Regions from separate parts of the Homo sapiens genome. Here region 1 is linked to region 2. A link is a contact called in ENCODE Hi-C or POLR2A ChIA-PET data. All regions are on one chromosome and are shown on one strand. The core of a region is the stretch at or near the end of the contact, and the rest is flanking DNA. Distances in the headings are between cores, read along the strand shown. Region 1 overlaps FOXK1 (forkhead box K1). Region 2 has its middle 40 kb from the start of FOXK1.

Region 1 (2,700 bases), core at 173-2,672, 84 kb after region 2:
GAGATGGAGTCTTCCTCTGTCACCCAGGCTGGAGTGCAGTGGTGCAATCTCGGCTCACTGCAACCTCCGTCTCCCGGGTTCCGGAGATTCTCCTGCCTCAACCTCTCGGGTAGCTGGGATTACAGGCACCCACCACCACGCCCGGCTAATTTATGTATTTTTTTGTAGAGACGGATTTCACCATGTTGGCCAGGGTGGTCTCGAACTCCTGTTCTCAAGTGATCTGCGTGCCTTGGCCTCCCAAAGTGCTGGGATTACAGGCGTGAGCCACTGTGCCTGGCCCAGAGTTCGCTTTTTCTTTGGTTGGGGAGCTCTGACTTAATTTCTCTCTGAAGCCAAGCATTTCTATTTTGTCCAAATGTGTCAATCAGGGGTCTGTGCCTCGTTGTGTGTGTGTGCGCTGCGTGGCTCCACGGCCCCCATCCTAGACTGTGGTCCAGGCCAGGGCTCTGGGCTCAGCAGACAGCCAGGCTGCTTCCACTGGTCTGTGAAGCTTCTGTCTCAATGCTCAAGGTGGCCTCAGTGTTCAGCATGGTTGCCAGTGCCCCGGTCATTATGTTTCCATTCCAGAGGGGAGAGAGGAGGGAGGGATGGTGGGCGGTGATCCTCTGGGTAGCTCTCTGCCCACCTCTTCTGAGACTCCCACGAGGGCTGTGCCGTAGGCCACACCCACTTTGCATTGCTGGCCCCCAGCTGCAAGGGGAGCAGGAAAGTCACCTTTTAGCTGAGTGCGTGGCCACACAGAAAAATAGTGGGGACAGGGAGAGGAGAAGTGGGTTTGGGGGGAGCCCCGCCCTCCTAACCCTGCCTGCTGCCCTCTGTCCCCAGCAGGAGCTCCCCCGAGGCCATCCAAGCGCGGTGCACCCGCCACCCACAGCGTCCTCCGCGCCCACGTTGCCCTAAACCCCACTGTGCTGTGCTCTCTCGCAGTTCCTGCAGGCGCGCGTTCTCTCTCTGAATTTGTTTCATTTCACTGCGAGTTGGGGTCGCGGGGGTAGATCGGAGCTGCCTCTTGAGAATAGCAGTGCCCAGGCTTTGGCCCAGGTGGCCGGAACGCCCCTTGGAGCACCGACGCCATCGGCTCCGGGAAATGCAGCGAGCACAGAGCCCAGTCCCTTGGTCTGACCGGGGGCGCTGCTTTTGTTCAGAAAGCGGTGGGGGTGATGTCATCGGATTTTTTTTCACTGCTGTTGCCCAAAGTGAAACCGGGCTTAGTTGTTGTCTCAGGAGCCCAGCCAGCCAGGGGGACACGGCCTCCTGCCCACAGGCAGAGGCCCGGGGCCAGATGTCCGCTTTCTCTTTCGCTCCGCAGGAGTGAGAAGCAAGGACCTCACTGCCTTTGTGCGGCCGGGCCCCTCCGGCCAGTCTGCGTGAACGGACTCTCCGGGCCTCGCCCATGCTCCGGGCGTGTGGCTGTGTTGGGAGGACGGGAGCTCTACTGCTTGGCAGTGGACACACCAAGGCTGCCGACTGGCCCAGTGGGTGGCGATGCCACTTACATGTGATTTCTCAATCTCCGTCAACTGCCGTGGCTGCCCGGGCTGGGCTGCCCTGTAGGTTTCAGTTCTTCAGGGCAACAGGCTGGGATCCAGGCAAGGTGCCTGCACTCAGAGGGGTAGGGAGCCAGGGGCACATGTGCTGGGCGTGGGCTGGGGCTTCTGGCTGGCAGGGGTGTGGGTTTGGGCCTGGTGGGATTCCCCATATTAGGAAGGTGAGCTGAGCTCGGCTGCAGTGGCTGAAGCAAGGAAGTGATTTGTCAAGCCATTTAGACACTGTCCCTGTTTTCTTTCAACAAACAGAACTTTTTTTTTTTTTAAGCAGCGAAGACCTTTTGCTCTCTGTTGGGGTGTGATTGGGGTTTGCATTTGGGGGCTCTCTTGAGCTTTGCCGCTGTCTTCAAGGATGGTATCTAAAGGGAAAGTCTTAAAATAAATAACTTTGAATTTGGATAGGAATGTCTATGCAGTGAGGGACAGGAGGCTTCCGTGTGTTTCACTAGAACGTTCTTGTTTTTGGCCTACGAATGCTTTTACTTAGGAAGCACGAGACCTGTGCTGCAGACCGTCTGTTGGAGCTGGCCGCGGCAGGACGGCGATCACCTTCCTGGCAGGCCCCTCCTGGATTCTGCCCTCTGCTTCTGAAAGCGTTTCCTCCATCAGCTTTAGCAAAACTGGGCCTGGCAGATCATTTGAAGTCAGGAGTTCGAGACCAGCCTGACCAACATGATGAAACCCTGTCTCTACTAAAAATACAAAAAAGTTAGCCGGGCACAGTGGCACGTGCCTGTAGTCTCAGCTACTCAGGAGGCTGAGGCAGGAGAATCGCTTGAACCCGAGAGGTGGAGGTTGCAGTGAGCCAAGATTGTGACATTGCACTCCAGCCTGGACGACAGAGCGAGACTCCGTCTCAAAAAAAAAAAAACCGTGCCTGGGCCTTGGAGGTGCCTGAGTCCAGAAGACAGACAGCGGGAGCTCACTCCTGCCATGTCGCTCTTGTTTCTTCTCCCCTCTGCAGGGCGGCAGCTGCTTTGCCCTCAAGACTTCTCTTTTCGCCCACTCTATTCATAGGGGGAAATGACAACACAGGCGCTTTCCCTCAAACTCTGTGTATTCATACATCACCAGAGTGTTCAGAGAAGTGGGATATTTTGGTGAGTTAATTTACTTAATGTGCTTAGCACACAGTACCTGGTATATATAA
Region 2 (2,930 bases), core at 128-2,627:
AGTGGGGGGGACTAGGAAAAGGGGATGGTTGCTGGGTACAAAAATATAGTTAGATACATAAGTAAGATCTAGAATTTTCTAGCACAGCAGGGTGACCACAGTCAGCACTAATTTGCTGTACATTTTAGAATAACCAAGAGAGTGCAATTGGAATGTTCATCACACAGAAATGATGAATGCTGGGGGTGATGGAAACCCCATTTACCCTAATGTAATTATAATACAAAGATCTCATGTGTCCCATAAATCTATACACCTACTATGTACCCATAAAAATTAACAATTAAAAATTTTTAAATTAAAAATATAGGTCAGGCAAGGTGGCTCACATCTGTAATCCCAAAACTTTGGGAGGCTAAGGTGAGAAGATCGCTTAAGCCCAGGTGTTCAAGACCAGCCTGGGCAACATAGCAAGACCTAATCTCTGCCAAAAATAGAAAAAAACATAGCCAGGCACGGTGGCTTACGCCTATAATCCCAGCACTTTGGGAGGCCGAGGCAGGCAGATCACCTGAGGTCAGAAGTTCGAGATTAGCCTGGCCAACATGGTGAAACCCCGTCTCTACTAAAAATACAAAAAAATTAGCTGGGCGTGTTAGTGCACGCCTGTAATCCTAGCTCCTCAGGAGGCTGAGGCAGGAGAATCGCTTGAACCCGTGAGGCAGAGGCTGCAGTCAGCCGAGATCGTACCACTGCACTCCAGCCTGGGCAACAAAGCAAGACTGCGTCTCAAAAAAGAAAAAAAAAATTAGCTGGGTGTGGTGATGCCTGCCTGTGGTCTCAGCTATTTGGGAGGCTGAGGTAGGAGGAACGCCTGAGTCCGGGAGGTGGAGACTGCAGTGAGCTGTAATGCCACCATTGCACTCCAGCCTGGGCAACAGAACAAGACCCTGTCTGAAAAATAAAAGTAAAAATTTTAAATTAGAGATATATAGATATACACAACATAAACTGCACTCCACCCATTTTAAGGCTAAATCGTACTGCATGGTATGCTCCTCCCTAGGACTGATGTGTCTCGAGGGGGCCTCTTAGCTGCTGGGTGCAGCTGCCCAAGGGGGCACTGCGGGGCCCGATGCCGCCCTCCATCCAGGTCACCACTGCACCTCCACGACCACCCACAGAGGCCCCACTTTGCAGGCGAGAGCCCGGGCTCAGAGGCCAGTGGCCGGCCTGCGCAAGGACACGCAGCAGGTGAACCCTCCGCAAGGCGAGGAGCAGGGCTGGGAAGGGCGAGGGCGCCTCTCCGCGCCCCTCCCCTGCCCGGCCACAGAGCCCGGCCCCGCCCCGGGCCCTGCTCGCGGCCCGCCCTGCGCCGCCACTGCGCAAGCGCAGGAGGAGCAGCGTGGCGCAACCTTAAGGCGCATGCGCGGCCGGCGCAGACTTGCGGAAGGCTCCGTTCCCCTCGCGTGAATCCGCCGATCCGGGCTTTGGGGCCCGCCGGGAGCTCTGTTTATAAACACACGGCGCGGCTGCCGGCGAGGGGTAACCCTAAGGGGAGTGGGGTCGGAGGTCAGAGGTCAGCGGGCGCGGGGTCGCCGGCTGTGAGACCGGCCCCGCCACCCTCGGGGACTGCTGGCTGCGCAGCGTGGCCAGCCGGACCGCCCTACTGCGCACCGGGGCTGCCGGGGCGCCACGTGGTGCGCACGTGGTCCGGCCCCGGCGCGGCAGCTCCCCTCCCCCACCACGCGAGCCTGGCCGCAGCGCCCGCTGGCGGCGCGGCGTTGCACATTGCGCGTGCGCACAACTCGCCGCGAGGCGCCTTCCGGTGGCGCGGCGGGGTCGGTTGCCTCCTCGCGACGGCTGCGCCGGGATGTTCCGGGGCGGTGGGGTCGCCTGCCCAATGTCGGGTGCGCGAGTGACGGGTGGAAGCTGGATTTGTGCGCGTTCTTCAATGCTCCAAAGGGAGGAGGGAGCCTCCGAGAGTCCACGTGGGGCCGGTGGGATTCGCAGGGTCCGTTTTCTAAACATTGGGTGTCCTCGAACCTGGGGGCGCGGGCTGTGTCCGCCCCCAGCAGGGATGACCATGCCTGGGTCAGTGGCTGCATAAATAAATAAACGAATGGGGAGGAAATTGATAAAATATTAAAAGAGTGTTGTTTCAGAGTTTTTACTATGTCACCTCTTACAGATTTATGAGAGTTTGTTGTTTTTTGGAGAAGAGGGGTCTCCCTATGTTACCCAGGCTGGTCTCAAACTCCTGGGCTCAATCCATCCGTCCGCCTCAGCCTCCTGAAGTGCTAGGATTACAGGCGTGAGCCATGGTGCCCGGCCTGTTGATGAGATTCTACGTGAAATATATTGGGCGTTACCTAAGCACTCAGTCAGTGGTAGTTCTTATAGTTGTTGCTTAAAAACAGAAAGAAATGTCATACCGTGTTCTAAAAGGATTTGAGAAAGGTTTGCAAAGACTAAAAAGCAAGTGGCAGGGAAAAATAACATACGCAAACTTCCTCCTGACTTTTTCTGCCATTTTATAGCAAAGGCTCAGAATTGCATTGCCATTGTCGGTTGTTTCGGTAAAATTAGTGTTCCTCAAGTTATCTACTCCAGGGACATTTTTTTTTTCTTGAGACAGGGTCTTACTCTGTTGCCCAGGCTCGAGTGCAGTGGCACAGCCATGACTCACTGCAGCCTCAGCCTCCGGGGTCAAGTGATTCTCCTGCTTCAGTCTCCCGAGTAGCCGGGATTACAGGCGCGAGCCTCCATGCCCAGCTAATTTTTGTATTAATGTACTTTATAGGAGACAGGGTTTTGCCATGTTACCCAGGCTGGTTTCGAACTCCTGGCTTCAAGTAATCCTCCCACCTTAGCCTCCCAAAGTGCTGAGATTACAGGCATGAGTCACCACACCCAGCTCAGCAATATCCTTTATTATTTTATTTTTTATTTTTGTAGAAACGAGTCTCACTGTATTGCGCAGGCTGGTT

What was found. Hi-C counts contacts between places; a loop is a spot of excess contacts on that map. ChIA-PET counts read pairs that join two places held with the same protein, here RNA polymerase II (POLR2A). Pooled maps may share reads with other maps.
Region 1: a map of B cell shows a loop between it and region 2 (17-fold over the local background). The contact joins two enhancer-like sites. A Hi-C loop is called at or near these places in 12 of 168 maps with a recorded cell type or tissue (B cell, CD8-positive, alpha-beta T cell, Caco-2 and 8 more), 18 of 37 single-sample maps with no recorded cell type and 21 of 50 pooled maps. POLR2A ChIA-PET finds 5 or more read pairs at or near these places in 27 of 52 experiments (A549, A673, AG04450 and 20 more).

What each region holds. Positions count from the first base shown.
Region 1 is chr7:4,724,214-4,726,913 of GRCh38, forward strand. The region is part of intron 1 of FOXK1 (forkhead box K1); the gene reads left to right. LOC124901581 (a long non-coding RNA gene) reads left to right here. Exons shown (of 2, transcript XR_007060199.1): 1 at 1-2,650. Among named protein-coding and RNA genes, the nearest start is that of FOXK1, 43 kb to the left of the region's middle. RefSeq lists enhancers at 1-466, 1,054-1,393. Within about 2 kb of position 1,423, at least 37 of the 41 ENCODE cell types and tissues checked have a DNase peak (open chromatin) inside an H3K27ac peak, as active enhancers do; they include A673, B cell, CD8-positive, alpha-beta T cell and 4 more, where a contact is called at or near this core.
Region 2 is chr7:4,640,479-4,643,408 of GRCh38, forward strand. No RefSeq gene overlaps it. Among named protein-coding and RNA genes, the nearest start is that of FOXK1, 40 kb to the right of the region's middle. RefSeq lists silencers at 1,142-1,341, 1,442-1,831. Within about 2 kb of position 1,378, at least 36 of the 41 ENCODE cell types and tissues checked have a DNase peak (open chromatin) inside an H3K27ac peak, as active enhancers do; they include A673, B cell, CD8-positive, alpha-beta T cell and 4 more, where a contact is called at or near this core.